2 separate regions of the Homo sapiens genome follow, and region 1 is linked to region 2. Evidence: read pairs that join two places in POLR2A ChIA-PET (ENCODE). Cell type or tissue: PC-3. All regions are shown on one strand. Links, peaks and the distances in the headings refer to the core of each region. The heading gives the core; the rest is flanking DNA.

What was found. ChIA-PET counts read pairs that join two places held together with the same protein. Peaks named below come from ENCODE experiments on the same cell type or tissue, not always from the same donor. Only the 100,000 strongest peaks of a DNase experiment are listed, where the experiment ranks them.
Region 1: POLR2A ChIA-PET joins it to region 2 with 5 read pairs; 5 of 35 experiments call an interaction of 5 or more read pairs at or near these places.

Annotation. Positions count from the first base shown.
Region 1 is chr9:110,065,840-110,075,984 of GRCh38, forward strand. The region is part of intron 7 of PALM2AKAP2 (PALM2 and AKAP2 fusion); the gene reads left to right. Among named protein-coding and RNA genes, the nearest start is that of C9orf152, 140 kb to the right of the region's middle. RefSeq lists an enhancer at 3,301-4,500. In PC-3, for the core only: no CTCF peak of the experiment used is centred there; a DNase peak (open chromatin) is centred at 4,092; H3K27ac peaks cover 2,007 bases.
Region 2 is chr9:110,176,935-110,187,079 of GRCh38, forward strand. LOC105376217 (a long non-coding RNA gene) reads right to left here and starts at 1,763. Exons shown (of 4, transcript XR_007061726.1): 1 at 1,600-1,763. In PC-3, for the core only: a CTCF peak has its summit at 6,475 (motif pointing right); a DNase peak (open chromatin) is centred at 6,487; H3K27ac peaks cover 448 bases.

The DNA of each region.
Region 1 (10,145 bases), core at 2,558-6,557, 110 kb before region 2:
ATAATGTCCTCAATGTTTATCCATGTTATAGCATGTGTCACAATTTCCTTCCTTTAAAAAAATTGAATAATGTCCCATTGTGTTTATATGCCACATTTTGTATATCCATTCATTCATTCGATACTTGGGTTGCTTCCACCTTTTGTCTTGCCCTTGTTTTTGAGAGGTTAATCCATCTATGAGGTCCTCCAGGCATCAAAAGAGTTCCCCAGTTCCCTACTTTGGAGAAGTTCACTATCCCTAGCAAAGATGCAAAGAACAGATACATGAAAAAGTAAATCATGGTGCAAAAGTTGTATGAGACAACACTTTAAGATGTATCCTATGAGCGTAGGTGTAGATTTGCAAAATGGCTGGTGTGGAGTTTCTGGAAGAGGATGGCTTAGAGAGAGTATGGACTTAAAGCAGAGTTAAGGAGCCCAAGCTGAAATCCTGGCTTTGTGACTTCCTGTCCTTGTCACTTTGGGTGAATTATTGAACCTTTGTAAGCTTTAGTTTCCTCATCTGTAAAACGCAGATAATAGTACTTACCTCATAGAGTTGTTGAGAGGATTAAGTGAGTAAATGTAAGTAAAAGATGGGCGTGGTGATTCATGCCTGTAATCCCAGCACTTTGGGAGGCTAAGGCAGGAGGATTACTTGAACCCAGAAGTTCTAGACCAGCCTGGGCAGCATAGTGAGACCTTGTCTCTAAAAACAATTTAAAAACTTAGCTGGTCATGGTGGTGCACACCTGTAGTCCTGGCTGCTTGGGAGGCTGAAGTGGGAAGATCCCTTGAGCCCAGGAGTTCTAAGGTGGCAGTGAGCTATGATCACAACACTGCACTCTAGCCTGGGGAACAGACCAAGACATTGTCTCTTAAAAAAAAAAAAAAGTAGGTAAAGATTGAAACAGGCTGGCACACGGTTAGAACTCAGTACTAAAATATAAAGGAGATAACATATTGCCCACTAACATTTTGGCTATTTTTAATATATTGTTCTTGTCTTTTTAATGACCACAGATACTCTTTAGTATCTGTTTGCTGCAGTTTTTGCAGGTATTCATGATGCCTGTTATGCCTTTCCTATTTTACCTCCTTTTCAGATTATGATAGTTTTAGCAAAGAAGTATTCAGTTCTAGAGACTCATTATCAAGGAAAGAGAGAGCTCTTCATTTGGTTTTATCAGATAATAGATAATAATAAATATGGCCTGGCTTTCTTTGCACTGGGAAGATAGAGAATGAGGAAGGAGAATGACTATTAGTCATTCTAACGTTAGTCTGTTTTATCGAACTGAGGAGGGAGTTAGCTTTCTCCAACTCTGGGCAGATTACCGAGAGTAGGATGCCAGGTTACATTCTCTTGGGAGAACAGTGCTATCATGGCTGATCTCTCAATTAAGGACTTCATATTTAGATTATTTAAATCTCAAATATTGAAATACTCTCATTTTTCTAACAATGATAATTAAGAAAACTTTGTAAAGTTACAAATAAAGTGAAATTGAAAAGGTTTGCTGAATGAAGTATTTTACTATTGAAAGGTCTTCTAGAATGTAAGTTTCAAACACATCGTCTGGTTGGTGCATTACTTAATCTATTCCTGTTTGGCTGCTGCTTGGTATTTCCCACGCAGGAGTTCATTGACTTCAAGGCAATTGAATGCATTATTAGCCAGAAGAAGAAAACATGTGAGTCTCCTTCACCCAACAATAGATTTTTTAAAATACATTGTGCACAGTCCTCTTAAAAAAGGCATCAATGGCAGGTGGGTGTGAACAGAGGAATTTCCTCCTCCACCCTGGCTGTTGCTGAGCTGTAAGCTGTAAACATTGTGAGAGACAAAAAGTATCAAGGTCTCAACTTTCTTTCGGATATTGCTTTGTATTTCTGTTTACTAGTATGAATGAAAATTTTCCTGAAAATGCTGGCTAAAACTGAATTTTGGTGTTGTCTTTCTAATGGAATTTCTGATCAACAATTTCCTTTATGTTGGCAATTGCTTAATCTGCTGAAGTAGGTAAGGTAGTTGTGCTGCCTTAAAATTTATTTTTATATTTGTCATTAAAAACAAACATGAAACTTGGAGGTTAATTTTGTCTGTTTAAATTTTGATGCTTTCATTTTGACAAAATCTTTTAAGAATAATGACGAGGCTGCAGTGATTGAAATACAATTTGTGTGGCTTTTAGGCAAGTGAGCATTTAGCAAGTAAGAATTTCCCAGATTGGGTTTAGAGTTGTATTTGCTTATGTTCCAAACTCTTTTTTTTTTTTTTTTTGGTAAGATAATTTTGAATATCAGTAGAACTTGGGGCAGATAGAATGACAGAACATGGAATGTGTAATCCTTTTGGGATTTGTATCTTAGTTAAGTAAACTTTCATGATGGATTAAGGAGGACAAAGTCTCCAGCAGATTTCACTTGGCTGATTTTGTTTTTCTGTTCTTTTTCTGTTTTCCTGATGAGGCTTCTGTACTTCTCCCTTTAAGGAGGCAACTGAATAGCATGAAAATAAGGGGTATGGGTGGTGGTAGTTGCTGAGGGGAATGACAATGGATTTGGTAACACAGCATGCTAATATCATGCAAATAATGAGATGATATAGGAATCTCTGCTCTAGTGGTGGGTCTGAGGTTTGCTCTAGTGGTGGGTCTGAGGTTTTCTCTACTGAGGGCAAAATTGGAGCTTTTTTAAAAAAAAAAAAAAATTTAATTTTTTTTTGAGACAGGGTCTCCTTCTGTTGCCCAGGCTGGAGTGTAGTGGTGCCATCACAGCTCACTGCAGCCTCCATCTCCCCCAGGCTCAAGCGATCCTCCCACCTCAGCCTCCCGAGTAGCTGAGACCACAGGTGTGCGCCACCATGCCTGGCTAATTTTTAAATTATTTTGTAGAGAGAGAGTCTTGCCTTGTTGCCCAGACTGGTCTCGAACTCCTGGCCTCAAGTGATCCTCCTGCCTTGGCCTCCCAAAGTGTTGGGATTATAGGCATGAGCTGCCACACCCAGCCTGGAACTTTCTTAAAAGAGAACTTCTTTCTTGGTTTGCCACACCTCTGGGTTAACAAGGTGCCAGAGATAATTAGCCCTTGATTGGGAGAATGTGGGACTGTTCACTATGGAAGGATCTTACAGTATAGAAATGAAACCCTAGTGTAGGAAGGGAGCTGACATTTTTCAGTGTTACCTTGACTTAATTTGCAAAATGTTTTATTTTCTGAAGCCACAGTGTAATTCACAGATGCACCAAGATCAAAGGTCTCTAAGAAGAAGAGGTTGTGGGGAAAGAGCCCAGTAGAGGTAGGGAGGCCACAATGAACCCATTGAGTTATTCCACCTGTCAAAACCTTGGTTTTGTAAACTGCAAAATAGGACCAGTAATACCTATGATTAGCTGCTGCTGTTACGAATTAAGTTCAGTAACAAGTCCGACATGGCTGGCGCATGCTGTTTTCAATAAATATAAATTCTGCTCCCAACCATTCAACATCAAATGAGTTGATCTGCAAAAAGTGTTTTGAAAACTACAGATACTAATTTTCATTTGTGTATGCCTGTTAGTTGACTTCAAAACATTTGTTTGTCCCAGGAACAGAAGAGAAATATCCTTTGATCATGAGACAGGTTCATTTTTAGTATGTTAAGGCCACTCCATGTCATTCTTGTGGCTTGTTAATGTGGTTAATTGAAACCCTTCCATATTCTTGATGGGGCAGAACCTTCAGCTGTTTTCATGTTCATGTTCAGGGGTGTAAATTTCTAGACGATCTTGTGGGCCTCTGTCAGCTCTGAGATTAAATGACGTGTGCATTTGCTTATCGGATTCTTAACTCTAAAACCCTGGGATGAGGACTAGGAAGGAGAACCAGGAGGCGCTGAGGGAACAACAGCTTCCACATGGCCCATCTGCTTTGCAGAACCTGTGTCTTTGGGGTACAAGTGAGCTGGAGGTGGAGCTGCAACAGAGTGAGTCCCCGTGGTCAGTCACATGCACCGGCTTCCGCCTGGTATGATTTATCAGCAGTGATGCAAACATGATTCAGAGATAGTTTTATAAGAATTTTTACTTCGGTTAAATCATAATCAGGCGGCTATTTCCGTTTTTCTAATGTCACTTGATTAGCTCAAGATGCCCAACCCTTATTGTCCTGACTCATGGAGGGAGGCTGCTTGCTAAGTAATCGTGAGACCCAGGAGAGGAAGAGGGTTGGCGGCCATCCCCACTGGAGGGGCATCCTGGAAAACTCCAGAGAGGGAAGCTTGTGACCATGACTCCTAGCAGAGCGGTACTGACAACCTAGTACAAAACCCATAGTGGAAACACTTTCACCTACTCTCATACATTCATCTTCCCCTGAGAGGAAGCAGAGCTGACATTGTCCAGTCCCATTCTGCACTCAAAGAAATGCAGTCTCAGAGAAGCTACGGGAATGGTTCAAGGTCACATGCTTGCATATGGCAAAATTCCAAATGCAGACAGACCACTGAAATTAGGGGAGAGGGGAGATCTTCTCTTTCTACTTTAAACTATTTTATATTGTTTGGGTAGTTTCCAAAGAACAATGACTATTTTAAAAAGAATTTTAAAAAGTAAATTTAAAAACTAAAAAGTTTTAGAAACTAAATTTTAAAATCTCTGTTTATTTGTGATTATTCAAATTTTAGAAAATGAAAAAAGAGCCTCACCAATTCTTTCAGTCGATCCTCTCATTTTTACAGACCAGAGGACTGAGAAAAGTATAAGTTGGTCAATTGTGATAAGCTGGGTATTGGCAGAAAATCTGTTTTAAAACTTAGTAGGCTCACTGGGATGATTGAAGCTCTGTGTTCTGCTTAATACATGTTTAGCTGCCTGAACTAACTCAGATGACTCCATGCTGTACCATAGAGAGAGGAGCCTGACCTTTGGCTTTGGGATCTATGCGACCCCAGTCAGAACATGGCACTTTTGATGTCTTCATGACCTTTGGCGTGCTACTCTTCCTCTTTGCATTTCTGTTTTTTTCGTCTGTAACTGGGAATAATACCCATCCGGCAAGTTTCGAATTAGAAATTAGAGGCCAGGTGTGGTAGCTCATGCCTGTAATCCCAGCACTTTGGGAGGCTGACGTGGGTGGATCACTTGAAGTCAGGAGTTCAAGACCAGCCTGGCCAACGTGGTGAAACCCCGCCTCTACTAAAAACATACAAAAATTAGCCAGACATGGTGGTACGTGCCTGTAGTCTCAGCTATGTGGGAGGCTGAGGCAGGAGAATTGCTTGAACTCGAGAGGCGGAGGCTGCAGGGAGCCCAGATCATGCCACTGCACTCCAGCCTGGGCAACAGAGCGAGACTCTGTTTCAAAAAAAAAAAAAAGAATTGGTAGAACCCATCTGAAATTGCCACTTTTATAGGTCAAATGGTCGAATATTAGAAATTTCATGTAGTTGAACTCAACATTTAGAGAGTCTGATAGGTACTCAGTAAATAGTTACTATTAGAGATGTAATAGAGGATACAAATAAAATTCTTATGGTTGCTTTAGCGAGGTCCCAAATGTTATTTTCTTCTCCCAAGGAAATGACTAACAGGAATATAGCTTTTCACTTTTTTACATTGGTAAAGATCTTCTCTGACTTTGGAAAGCCTGCCACTTACTGAGGGCCACCTCTACTCATGGCTCCCAGGATGTAGTCTATCTTATTGACGTCTTTGACAGTTCATAACTCAGTTCACTTTCTCCCTGTCTATGCTTGGTCACTTGGATGGATACATGTCCTCTGTAACTCCTCCTTCTTTCAGTTCTCTTTCAATGAAGATCAATTATTTTTCATTTAAGAATCTTCCTGTGCAATGATTGCTCTATGCCCTGATACATAGAAAATGGGCATATTTTCCAATTAGCACTACCATTGTTTCTTGTGGGTAAATTTCGGCTAAAATTATGTCTATAAAATTCCCTTAGACTTAAGTAGTATTATTGAGTGATAGGAGCCTGAGGGTGATTTGGGAGATACTTGTGTTCTGCCCATCACTGTGTTATTAACTAACCTTATATAGTCTTCGTAGGACTTGTTCATATATGTACAAGGTCAGTAAGATCATTCTAAGTCAAACACTTGGCTATCTGTGATTTTCTCACCATTTTGTGTTTATAGATAGTTCAGACAGTGAGTGTTAGGGAAACAGTGAAAGGTGAGTTAGTAGTAGTTCATATTATTAACTCATTTTATTGGAATTTCCAATTTTTCCTTCCCAAAATTTTTCTCTGAACCAGTATAACCCTAAACCTATTGGTAAAATATAGAATCTTAAGCCTATTGGTAAAATATAGAATCTTAACTACATTCCAATATAAAGCAAACTGTTGATGTGGGCAAAAATGAGGGGGAGGAGAGGGAGAAAGAAGTGGAAGAGAAAATGAGAAATTCTAAGTCTTCATCACTTTCCACAGGACTCGGCCATAACCCAAACTCAAGCTGCCCACTGTTGCTTGGGATGGCGGGCTCTCTCTGGACCAGCTCTGTGGCTAAGGGTGGCAAGGGGCCCATCAGAATGGAGCAGTCCCTGATCTATCAGAGGTCTCAAAAAACTGCCTGCTACTAAGCTTGGATCTTTCCAGAATCATGTGGATGATAGAATTTGCCTATAGTGTCATGCATGGAAAAGGAAGAGAAACTAAAGGCAGACTTTAAAGGAATTACTTATCTGTGCCCTCTAGCATCTCTGAGAATTGTGCTAAGGATTTGTTGCAAGGATGGCGGTAGATGAAGAAGCCATTGGTTTGAGTGAGATTTGGAGTTAGGCGTAGTAATCCTTGGGTGCTGGAGTAGTGTCTTGTTTGAGGGAGCAGTGTTCATAGGGCATAAATGCTATAGAGGTGTCTGAACCACCTGGAGCCACAATCTGTCCTCATGATCTTGCCCTTCAAATGCAGCCGCATGCCCACATAACCCACCTTGGGGAGTAGCCAATACTCAGGCTACTCTGTGGGCTGGCATTCTTGGTCTCCTGACTTCTGCCCCAGCTCTACCTTGGTTGATACCCCAAATGCCCCTTTTCCTCTGGCCTACCTAGCCTGCTTTCTCCCCTTCTTCCTTGGTTAACTTTGCACGTGACCATTTTGATTCTCTAAAGAGAATCATTCAATTAGGAAATGGAAATCTGAGGCAATGAGAGAGAGGAGACATGCATCACTATTTATTTTTAGAAACTTCACACAACACCAAGCCCAAACTGTTAAGCATTGCCTTAGGAGAGGTTTCTACCATTGTGCTTGCCAGGTATAAGAAAAGAAAATTACAATTGATTCTGTAATTTCTTTTGTAATAATCATCATAGATTCCAAAACACAGAATGAGTCTTTAGTGCGAAGCCCTGAAGCCTCTGTCTGCAAGTCCATTTTAATGACAGTTTTTGTTCTGAGCAAGAATGCGTCATTGCTGGTCTTGTGTTTTCAGACAAACACAAAGCTTTTAGGAAATAAGAAGCTTAAGTAAAAAGACTACAGGTTGTTCTCTCCTGGGAGTTCCTGGACACCCTCTCAACTGGGACACTTGAAGTGAGCCTCATGACCTGAGCTGAGAATTGCCATGGCTGAAACAGCTTTTATAGGGTGTTTTACATGGACACTTGACACTCTTTGGATCACATTGTGTGTGATCCAGACTCAAGCCAGGGTTAGCCTAGCTTGTTGTTTTATCTCAGTTAAAAGCCTTTTGTTAAGAGAACAAACAAGAAAGTTCAGATAGGTCAAGAAAGCCAGCTCTGAGGATATATCTAGAGGGCAAGTCATATTTATTTTTCAAAGTTTCCCCAGGAATTAAAGGTTGCACATCTAAATGTCACCACTTCTGTGACTTTTGCAGATAAACATTAGATTTACCTTTGGCAAACTGCAGTGTCTACATTATGGGATTTCCCTCCCCAGAGTCTTTTCTCTGGGGAAGTTCTGAAAAATTGTTTCAGGGATACTATAGTTCTTAAATATAACTAACAAACATATTATGAAATGCTGTTAGTTTTTTTCTGGAGGCTGAATATTGATTGCTACTTAGTATACCTTTTTTAATGATTATATTGTCCCACCAGGATATTTACACAGCTTCATGTGTCTTCCCACAAAATACACATGAATTGCAAAGGGAATATAGTAACTTGGCAGTAGAGAAACTTGGCAGATACCACCCTAATCAAATAATCAAATCTAACACCATTAGTAATTGGACAAATTGGCAGTGTGCACCATTTGATGAGATGCACAGAGGAAAACACAGCATCGCTTCTGTGATATTCCTGCACAAATGCATGAGTTAGATCTAATCATGAGGAAATATCAGGTAACCTCAAATTGCGGGATGTTCAACAAAATAACTTGTCTATAATCTTTAGAAGTCCCAAATTAGCTGGGCATGATAGCTCACACCTATAATCCTAGCTACTTGGGAAGCTGAAGCGGGAGGATCCCTTGAGGCCAGGAGTTTGAGGCCAGTCTAGGCAATATGGTGAGAGCCCATCTCAAATAAATAAGTAAGTAAAAGTCATGAAAGACAAGGAAAGACTAAGAAAGTACCCCAAATTGAAGGAGACTAGAGACATGAGACATGGGAGCCTAGATTGGATCATTTTATTAGTAAGAACATCATTGGGACCAAGATTGAAATTTGCATGAGGTCTATGGTTTACATGTAGAATTCCATCAATGTTAATTACAAGATTTTGAGGCTGGACTGTGGTTAGGTGGAAAAAGTCCTTGTTTTTCAAAAATGTACCTTGAAGTATTAGGAATAACGAGGCATTATGTCTGCAAAAAGACTCCAATAGTTCACAAAAAAATTATAAACACACACACGCACATACACATACCATGTAGCATTCTAATTTTTAGAACCAGAAATGAGCTTTTAAAAAGTCACCATAGGCTGGGTGTGGTGGTTCACGCCCGTAATCCCAGCACATTGGGAGGCTGAGGCAGGTGGATCACCTGAGGTCAAGAGTTCGAGACCAGCCTGGCCAACATGGTGAAACCCCGTCTCTACTAGAAATACAAAAACTAGCTGGGTGTGGTGGCGTGTGCCTGTAATCCCAGCTACTTGGGAGGCTGAGACAGGAGAATCTCTTGAACCCAGGAGGCAGATGTTGCAGTGAGCCAAGATTGTGCCACTGCACTCCAGCCTGAGCGACAGAGTGAGACTCCATCTCAAGAAAAAAAAGAAAAAGAAAAAGAAAAAAAAAAGTCACTGTAAGAGATGAATTAGAAGAATGTGTCTTGAATGCGGGCACAATTTATTTTTGTTGTCAATTGACAATCTTGAAAAAATTCTGGCCGAATGTCGGTGTGCCAGCTGTTTCATGCACCAGACCTGTAGTTCACCCCTACTCTTTTACCTGTAGTTCATCCCTACTCTTCTAAGGCTTGAATGGAAAATAATTTCTAATTTGTTGTAAAATTTACCAATTTGGTATTGCTGCTGTAAACAGGATTTTATCTAGGGTTTAGATGCCTTATCTTCAAATTCCACTATCAAGCTAGTACATAAAATTGTTTGAAAACTGAATCAGATGTTTATGTAATTCATAAAAACATATAATTTCCCTCTAATATTTCATTTTTCCTAATTATAAAAATAATGCATGCTTATTATAGAAATGTAGACATAAAAAACTATAAAAAGAAGAAAAGAAAACTCAATCCAAATCTTACCACTCAGAAATGACGTGCCACTGGTAACATTTAGACTTATTTCCTCCTAATATGTATATTTTAAACTGCCCTCATTCTCTTTTTTTCTTTCTTTCTTTTTTTTTAACCTCTATAGTCGCTCCTGTAAAAGCTGCCCCTATGCTTGTAACATTATTCTACAATGGACTTTTGGATCCTAATGTTTTTACTCACTTTAGCATAAGCATTTTCCCATGTAGCAAAATTTCAGATATTTTACCTTTTTATTTTAAAATAATTTTAAACTTAGAAAAGAGTTGCAAGAGTAGTACAAAGAATTTTTGTTTTCTCTTCACTAATTGTTAACATTTCTCATATTTGACATGTTATATAATTTATATATGTCTATATTATATACAGATGCATAATTTTTAATATTTTTTTCTGAACCTTCTAAAAATAAGTTGCAGATATCATGCCCCTTTATATTACTTTATATAGTCTCAAAAGTGTTAAAAAAAT
Region 2 (10,145 bases), core at 4,153-8,152:
AGGACCAATAACATAAGTTTGTTTGAGTGACATGGTTACATAATTTGAGATGAGAAGCAAAGTAAGAAGTTATTCTTATTTGGTCGAGGGCAGCACATCTCAATTCTGACTCCACATTAGAATCACCCAGAGAGTTTTAAAATTTGGATTCAGTTGACATGGGTTGGGGTCCAGGTATTAATATGCTCTAAGAGCATCCCAGGTGACCCATATGCAGCAAGCCTTGAGCAATACCACCCTGTGCAGTGGCTCTAACCTGTGCTTACATTAGGATCAGCTCAAGTGATTTTAAAAATACTAGTGCTGGCTGGGTGTGGTGGCTCATGCCTGTAATCCCAGTACTTTAGGAGACCAAGGCAGGCGGATAACTTGAGGCCAGGAGTTCAATAACAGCCTGGTCAACATGGTGAAACCCCATCTCTACTAAAAATACAAAAATTAGCCAGGTGTGGTGGCACATGCCTGTAATCCCACCTACTTGGGAGGCTGAGGCATGAGACTTGCCTGAACCCAGGAGGCGGAGGTTGCAGTGAGCCAAGATCATGCCACTGCCCTCCAGCCTGGGCAACAAAATGAGACTGTCTCAAAAATCAATAAACAGACAAACCAGTGCTTGGGCCTCAGCCCCAGATATTCTAATTTATTTAATCTAAATTGGTCTCAGACATGAGTGTGAACATGGGTATGGCGGCACACGCTTGTAATCCCAGCTACTCGTGAAGCTAAGGCAGGAGAATGGCTTGAACCCCGGAGGTGGAGTTTGCAGTGAGCCAAGCTCATGCCACTGCACTCCAGCCTGGGCGAGAGAGCGAGACTCTTGTCTCAAAAAAAAAAGAAGGAATATAACATGTGGTGAAATAATTGATCAGCATACATCAAATACATATAAAATACATTAAATGAATGTTAATAGGTGGTGCCATAAAACAAAATATTTAAATAGATAATACAGGTAAATATAAACAAACAAATGTATGCTTGTATTGCTCTGTCACCAGGCTGGAGTGCAATGGCACCGTCTCGGCTCATTGCAATCTCTGCTTCCCAGGTTCAAGTGATTCTCCTGCCTCAGCTTCCTGAGTAGCTGAGACTACAGACGTGTGCCACCACGCCCAGCTAATTTTTTAGTATTTTTAGTAGAGACGGGGTTTCACCATGTTGGCCAGGCTGGTCTTGAACTCCTGACCTTGTGATCCGCCCACCTCATCCTCCCAAAGTGCTGGGATTACAGGCATAAGCCACTGCGCCTGGCCGTTTCTTTCTTTCTTTTTTTTTTTTTTTAAGTCTCACCTGGAAGCAGGCAGCTAGTTCCTGCACAGAGGTCTCTGGACAGGACCCTCAAATAGACTTTACTTTTGCAAATGTCTGCCCATCCTCACCCGACCCTCCAAATTCAAAGGAAGGATATGAGCTTTCCCTGAGGTTCTGCAGGCCACAGGATGCATCCTTTGTTGCCCTATGATTGTTTGACTCATCTGTCACCTCCACACCTAAGAATGCTGGGCACTGGGAGGAATACAGCCAAGATTGGGTTTTTTTTTTCTGTGCCCTGCAGCCTCTGGTGTTTGCCAGTGGCTGACACACCACAGGTGGACCCACCTTATTCAGAGGCAACTCTTGGGATGGATGCTGGTTGGCATGGTAACACTGAAGGATTCTTTTTGGAATCCTGGGCACCACAGTCATATTGCTTGTTGCTACACCCTTTCTGACAGTTTGAGTTAAAGCAGAATCATAAAAGGGACAATGCTAGGAGAAGCAATAAAAGAAGAGCATCACATGCCACCGTTTCTAAGGGTCTCACTTCTGAACATTTTATTATCTCTGCAATTAGAATGTGTCTTACAATCCCTGCTGCGTGGGCACAGACATGAGTACCTGGCCTGACCTAAGCAAGGGAAAACTTGGGTGTGGCTATTTCTATTGGGGTCACCGTAATTGAGTTTTCAGCCTTGCTGGCCATGCATGTGTTGTTTACATACTAACCCATGCAATGGAAGGCAAGAGGAATGGACAAGCCTTAGAATAGATTTTAAACATTTCAAAGAATGAGAAGCTATTGTAAATAATTTGTTCATCATTTGGATCACTTTTAGGATGGCAAGCATGAGTTTGATGGAAGCTGCCTGCTTATTTAACTATGAGCTTAGTCCAGTGGGAAAGTGCCAGTCACCAAATTTACAGAATGGGTATGGCTGACTTGGAAGGAAATACCAGATTCAATAGTGGAGTACCCCCTTAAGAAATACTGTGCTGGCAAGGCACAGTGGCTCATGCCTGTAATCCTAACAACTTTGGCAAGCTGAGGCGGGAGGATTGCTTGAGGCTAGGAGTTTGAAACTAGCCTGGGCAACAGAGTGAGACTGCATCTCTACAAAAGCAAAAAATTAGCCGGGCATGGTGGCACACACCTGTAGTCCCACTTGGAGGCTGAGGCAGGAGGATCACTTGAACCCAGGAGGTTAAGGGTGCAATGAGCTACGATCATGCCACTGCACTCCACCCTGGACAACAGAGCGAAATCCTGTCTCAAAAAAAGAAAAGAAATACTGCACTGACACACATGGCCACAGAGGATGATCATGTGTATAAAAATGTGGAAAAAGAACTCAGGAGAGCTAGACTTTAACATAAAGATGTCTTAGGAATACCTTTAGACTTTAACACAAAGATGTCTTAGGAATACCTTGGCCAATTTATTTTGTTTGTTCTTCCCTTTTTTATGCATGCACAAGAGTGATGTATCATAAATATCTATATTTAAATAAGCCCAAAGGAGCTATTCAATGGGCACAAAATAAACATTCTCAGTGATCAGAGGGTATTGGGTTGTGGTCTAAATGGCAGTGCTTTTTCTTAATGGTTATATTTAGAAATTCAAATTCCAATTGATGGCGTATGAGATTTGATGAAATGTGGTAATAGGGCAGCTACAACCTATTACAACTATATGCTAAGTCATGTTATTCCTCCCTTTTCACTTTTAAGAAACTGAAGCACAAATAGTTGAAGTGATGACTCGCATAAAGTCATCCGTATCTAGGCAGTCTTACCAAAGTCAGAGTTCTTAACCACAGAACTGAAAAGAATTATCAGTGAGGCAAAGACATTTTAACTTTGTGTTGAAGCTCGAACAAGAGACTATAGTCACCTCTCCTCTGTATTGTGTTGAGAACAACACAATTTCTCTTTATACTGAGAATGTGGTTTGGGGAAGAGCTTGAGCTTATTACACCTGGAGCCTATCATCTCTCTAAAGGTAGTAAGGGGCCAGGTGCCATGGGTCACACCTGTAATCCAAACACTTTGGGAGGCCGAAGTGGGTGGATCACTTGAGGACAGGAGTTCAAGACCAGCCTAGCTGGGTATAGTAGTGGGGGCCTATAATCCCAGCTACTCAGGAGGCTGAGGCAGGAGAATCACTTGAAACAAGGAGGTGGAGTTTGCTGTGAGCTGAGATCATGCCATTGCACTCCAGCCTGGGTGACAGAATGAGACTGTCTCAAAAAAAAAAAAAAAAAGTAAGGGAGCTAGGATGCATAAGAAAACCCCTAGTGACAATTCTAAGTGTCTTTGTAGCATCTGCAATTGCTTAACACATTCTTCCTGCCCACTGCAGAGAAAAAACCATCTTGCTGAGACCATGGTATTGCAGTAAAGAGTGTAATTAATGCAAGGCTGGCCATGCAGCAGACAGAGTTATTACTCAAATCAGTCTCCCCAAAGGCTTGGGTTTTTCAAGGATAGTTTGGTGGGCAGGGGGCTAGGAAATGGGGAATGTTGACTGGTTGGGGATGAAATCATAGGGATGTGGAAAATGGTCCTTGTGCACTGAGTTCACCTCTGGCCAGGGGCCACAGTAACTGTTGAGTCACAAGTCACATGGATCCAGACAGAGTCAGTTGGTTGCCAGAAATGCAAAACTCTGAAAAACATCTCAAAGACCAATCTTAGGTTCTACAATAGTGATGTTACTTATGGGAGTGATCGGAGAAGTTACAGATCCTGTAGCCTCCAGAACAATGGCTGGTGTAAGTTAATGAATGTGCTTTGGTCAAGGATAGGCCAAGGTAGGATGTTTATATCCTGTATGACTCAGCGAGTTTGTAGTGCAGGTGTGTAACTCTGCTTGTTATAATGTAAACACAGCTATGTAGCCATAATATGGGAAGGCCATCACTTGGCTCTATGCCACTATTGTCTGTAAAAGGTATAACTGCCCTGCTGACACTGTACAGATGCTCACACCCTAAGAAAGAGAAAGAGTCAAAGCTGACTTTGCAGATAGACAGAGGGGAGCCAGGACACCGCTCAGCTTGCTCGTGCCCAGAGAGAGAAAGAGTTAAGCTGCTGACCCTGAAGGGCGAGCTGGCCATGCAGCCGTGCATGGGAGCTGCCAGAGCAAGCAGCCAAGACAGAGCAGACAGTGTAAGAGAGCTGCTGATGAGACAGTGTAAGAGAGCTGCTGTATTTCACCTACCTACGGCCCCCCAAATGTTCTTTCAGCTATCTGCCATTTATCCACCCACTCCCTTCGGACCTCAGCATGGGCTGGAACCGGACCCTGGACCTAGCCGCTGGTTACCATTTAACTACACCTATATCTTAGCAGAATTCAGGCCCCTCTTGTAATCCTAATCTTGTGGCCTTTCATTAGTTTTACAAAGGTGGTTTAGTTTAGGGAAGGGCTATTATCATCCTTGTTTTAAACTATAAAATAAATTCTTCCCATGGTTAGGTTGGCCTACACCCAGGAATGAGTGATAACAGCTAGCCTGTGAGGTTAGGGGCAAGATGGAGCCAGCCATGCTAGATTTCTCTCACTGTCATAATCTTTGCAAAGGTGTTTTCAAATCTCTATATCTTTTGACCCAAAACTGGTTAGGAACAACACAGAGCAGGTGTGTATGTGACCAGCTGGGTTCATTCTAATTTTTTTTTTTTTTTGCAAAGCTTTTTAGTAAAGGGTCAGATAGTGAATATTTTAGCCTTTGTGGGTCATAGAGCCACCCAGTTCTGCCACTGTCACCTGTAAGTGGCCATAAACAACATGGAAATGAACTAGTGTGGCTGCGTTCCAGTAAAACTGTATTTATGAACATAAAAATTTTCATTTTATATAATTTTCACATGTCACAAAATATTTTTCTTTGATCTCTGTCAACCATTAAAAAATGTAAAATCGGGCTGGGTGCGGTGGCTCACACCTGTAATCCCAGCACTTTGGGAGGCCGAGGCAGGCAGATCACCTGAGGTCAGGAATTCGAGACCAGCCTCACAACAAGGTGAAACCCCATTTATACTGAAAATACAAAAATTAGCCAGGCGTGTTGGAGGGCACCTGTAATCCCAGCTACTCAGGAGACTGAGGCAGGAGAATTGCTTGAACCTGGGAGGTGGAGGTTGCAGTGAGCCGAGATCAAACCACTGCACTCCAGCCTGGGCAACAGAATGAGACTCTGTCTCAGAAAAAAAAAAACAAAAACAAAACAACAACTACAACAAAAAGTAAAATCCCTTCAGGATGTACAAAAGCAAGTGGCAGGCCAGATTTGGATCCCAGACTTTAATTTGTCTGCCCCTGCTAGAGGGTTGATGTCTTTTCTCACAAGGGTTCAACCTTTGGGATCAGGCAGGGAACACAAATTAGGGGCCTGATGCGTTTTCTGTGGAATTGTTGACAGTTTGCTTATTTTAGATCAGATTTCTGACTTACAAAGTTGCCGTGAGAATTAAGCCATATGTCATATGCAAAGTGTTTGGTGAGAGGTTGATACAGATGTGCTTAGAGTTCATTCCTTCTAAATTCCTACATTTAGGAATACTTATTTGAGTGCCTACTATGTCAAGTTCTATGAATATAAAGAACAAATTAAAAAGGGGGGTTCTTAGGATGGTTTCAACTGGAATTGGGGAAGTACGTTAAGTTCTCTCTTAGCACTGGGAGTTTGGGAACATAGCTGCTCTGAGGTCAGGCAATGTTTTCACACCTGCGTTTCCTTAACTATTCAATAGACCATCCAGTGAGAACCTGTACTGTCTTAGCATGCTTTTAATTTTTCCACTCACTATTGGATTCATCTAATTGTGTATTCTTCTGGACATGAGAGAGACTGCTAGGTGATAAGATGTTTAGTAAAAACGAGAATTATTTCAGAACTCATTAGTAGAGGATCACAAGGTTCCAGGCGCTCTAAAGGAGAAATTTAGGAAGGAACTTCCCAAGATAAGCATGAAGGTGGCAGAAGTTCCTTCGTTGATAATGGAAAGGGTTAAAGATCAAATCAAAATTATTGACAGGCTCAGGGAAAAATGCTGGCTTGAACCCCAGGTGGCTACAATCCCTCTTTAATGAATTAAAATCTACAGGTACTTAAAGATAATGGAAAGGGTTCCTCACACTACTTTCAGTGTTTTCAGTTGACTCAAGATGTTCACCTTTACCTGCAAGTATAGAATGTGACCAGGAGGTGGCAGTGGTCCCTAAAGGAAAAGCAGCTTGTATAGCTAGGAGCCTTCCTCGGAGGCCAGGAGGACTTTTCTTACCCTTCACACTAACCAGGAATCCATGAGATGTACATATAGCTATTCCCAAAACACTACAATGAACACCCACATGTGTGCCGTCCTATCTGTAGATCAAATGTGGCACTTACACACATTTAAATAGAAAACTGACCTTGTCGCCAGATGGCAGAGGATACCTGCATGCTTCTGTCAGTCATGGCTCATCCTTCTCAAGGGCTAGCTCTGAACTAGGCACTGTGCTGAGCATCTGCTATGGATTATTCCATTAAATTTTTACCATGCTCCTTTGAGATACATACAGCTAGTTTCACCTCCATTTTACAAAGGAAGGAACTCACTCAGAGAGTTTGATTAACTTGCATGAAAGGAGAGATCCAAACCCAGGCAGTCGGAGCCAAAGCCTGTGTTCTTACCTCCCAAACTTTCCTTCTCATCAGCTTCATTCAATAGCAAACAAACTCCTAGTCTTGGTCCTGCGCCAGGTCTGCTTTTTCTCAGACCAGTGGCGCCTACCTTCAGCACAGACCAGTGCCAAGAAGGGAGATGGTACAACTGAGTTGGAAATTAGGCTGTGTACAATGAAGTGGCTCAGACATGGGGATAAGGGTGGGGTGCTGACAGTGTCTGATAAAAGCACCCATTGGGCCAGGCGCAGTGGCTCAGCCCTGTAATCCTATACTTTGGGAGGCCAAGGCGGGTGGATTGCCTGAGCTCAGGAGTTCGAGACGAGCCTGGGCAACAGTGACACACCCATCTCTACTAAAATACAAAAAAAAAAAAAAATTAGCTGGGCATGGTGGTGTGCACCTGTAGTCCCAGCTACTCGGGAGGCTGAGGCAGGAGAATGGCATGAACCCAGGAGGCGGAGCTTGCAATGAGCTGAGATTGCACCACTGCACTGCAGCCTGGGCGACAGAGCGAGACTCCATCTCAAAAAAAAAAAAAAAAAAAAAGCACCCACTGTCCCTAAGAGCCAACACATGCTAAAATTCTGGCTCTTGCCAGCTGCTGCCTGGAGAGCACATAAGCATGCGGCCTGCCTTCTAAGTTATCACAAATGTCTACTGAGTTATGCAAATATTCTGGCCTGCCATAAGAACAATCTCCAGCTCCCCATCCTGCAGTTGCAGTGTCTGTTTCCCGACCTCCTGCTGTTCACAAGTACACACACACACACACACACACACACACACACACACACATTTTACAGAATCACCCCAGTACTAAGGTGCCCATTTCTATATTGAGTAGAATACAGCCAATAAAGAGACCCAGTAAATAATTCAGTGGCTGAAAGAAGATAGAAGTTTCTCTCTCACGTTACAGCCCAAGGGGAGCATGTGAGGTCTGAAGGCAGATTTGTTCTAAGCAGTCATTTAGAGGCTCAAGCTCTTTCCACCCTGTTGCTCTGTTACCTCCACAACCTTGTTGTCATGGGCATGGTCCAGCCTTAGGAAACTGTAAGGTGCGGTAAAGCATTTACTGAAAATACAGGTGGTTCCATTCCCTGAACCAGTAGCTGTAGCTTCCTTGCCTTGATTGGGACAGACAGCTGACCAACTTCTGAAGATTAGGAAACAGCCATGCCAGGGTTCCTGCTGCTACTGTAGATGCTGGCAAAAGAACAACTCAAACTAAGCCCAAAGCATAAGCTGTTAGAAACTGATTAAGGGTGCACATCCTCCCTCATTATTCAGTCCGCACCTAGTTTATTCCTTCCCGTAGTTAAAACAGCAAAAGCTATGAGGAGAATAGCTCCAAGGACAGATGGGAGAAACACAGGGGAACTTTCCATTAATCCTGGAAAGGCCTCTGGGTTGCTCAGGAGATCCTCTATATGCACACGAGACAGCATTATCATCTGAATGCTCACAATCCACAAATCCTGCATCTCATGGGAGCAGTGTTCTTGCGCTTAAGAAGGCTCCATCACAGACACACAGAAATACTGTAAAAATAAAGTGACTATGTTCAGATGTCCCTTAGCCACGTTACCTATGTCTCACTCCAGGGCAGCTAAGGAGGGCTTTTCAGAGCCTCTCAGGGTCATGCGGGTGTTTGTACTTGTGGCAGTTTCTCTAATTCTGAGTTTGCAAGCCTTGCAGACTGACCTGAAGAAAATGGCTGTGGCTGTCGAACACGTTTGCCATGTGGTTTAGTCTGGGTTCATTTCAGCTGGTCTGGATTGATTGCGTGCTTATCTCCAGAGCTACCTGCTGCATGGTAGTGACCTTAGCTAAAACTATGGAATGCATTCACTAAAGAGAAATAATGTGTTTTAACCATGAGTTCCTGAGTAGTTTCCCGAAAGGATGTACCAGTCTACCTGCAATGTTTAGTAATCATAATAATTATTATATGCATCTGATGTTGGTGGAGCCTGGGTTGACCTTTAAGGCTGGCCATGTAGCTGGAATGGCCTAGGGGACCAGCTCACTAGAAGAGACCCTCCCTGCAAGTAGACCTGGGTTTCCAGTTCTCATATTCTCTGTGTGAACGCTGATGGTGTCTGAGACCTAGAAACCAAGCATGTCTTGTGTGACTCAGCAATGGGAAGACAAAGAAGCCTGTGCCTGAGAGCTGCAGATCCCTTTTGATACTCTTCTCTCTCCTGCGGTTGCAGTATTGTACCCTTTACCTGTAATAAAGCTGTCTGAGTATAAACTCAGCACCTTAAGTATAACACTTAAGGTAATTAATGTGTAATTAATGCACATATTCTTCTAGATACACCTGCATACTCATATAATGTCACCCAAACCATTAAGTGATTTACTTGGTCCTTGGCCATCAGTCTGGTACACTGGAAAGGTACAGGCTCATTATAAGGGTATGATGAGGGTTTTCTACCGTAACTCTCTGGACTCCATAAACATCCCCAAAGAGAATTCAGATTATCTTTTCTACCTGTGTTTGAGGTGCCACAGCACAAAGCTCACTCCAGGCAGACAGAGGAAAGTGAGCACTGGGCAGGTTGAGGCAAGTATGAATCATCCTCTGACATCAGACCCCTCCTTGGAAGCTTTATCATTGGTATGCTTAATCCAGTTCCATCTGAGCCTACATCAAAAGTGGAGAAGAATAAGTTTGGGGAGCAAAAATGTGGGAGTGAATTTGGTGCAAGGGGTTCACATTAAAGCATAGCATTCCAGAAGCCCATTTAAAATGGGTCCCGGGTTTCAAGAGAGTGAGCAGGGCAGGATATTCCCCAGGGAATCACCTGCATAGATGTGAGAGGTGATGCCATGGACCACCTCGCCAAGGAGGAATGCAGACAAAAAATGGGATGAGCACCTGGGACAGAGCCATGTGGATGAGACAGAAAGATTCAGGCAGAAAGGTCAGAGGGGAGCCAGAGGGCAATCATACATAACTTTACAAAAAGTAATAACTTGGCCAGGGGCGGTGGCTCACACCTGTAATCCCAGCACTTTAGGAGGCCGAGGTGGGTGGATCACCTGAGGTCAGGAGTTTGAGACCAGCCTGTCCAACATGGTGAAACATCTCTACTAAAAATACAAAAATTAGCTGGATGCATTGGTGGGCACCTGTAATCCCAGCTACTTGAGAGGCTGAGGCAGGAGAATTGCTTGAACTGAGGAGGCTGAGGTTGCAGT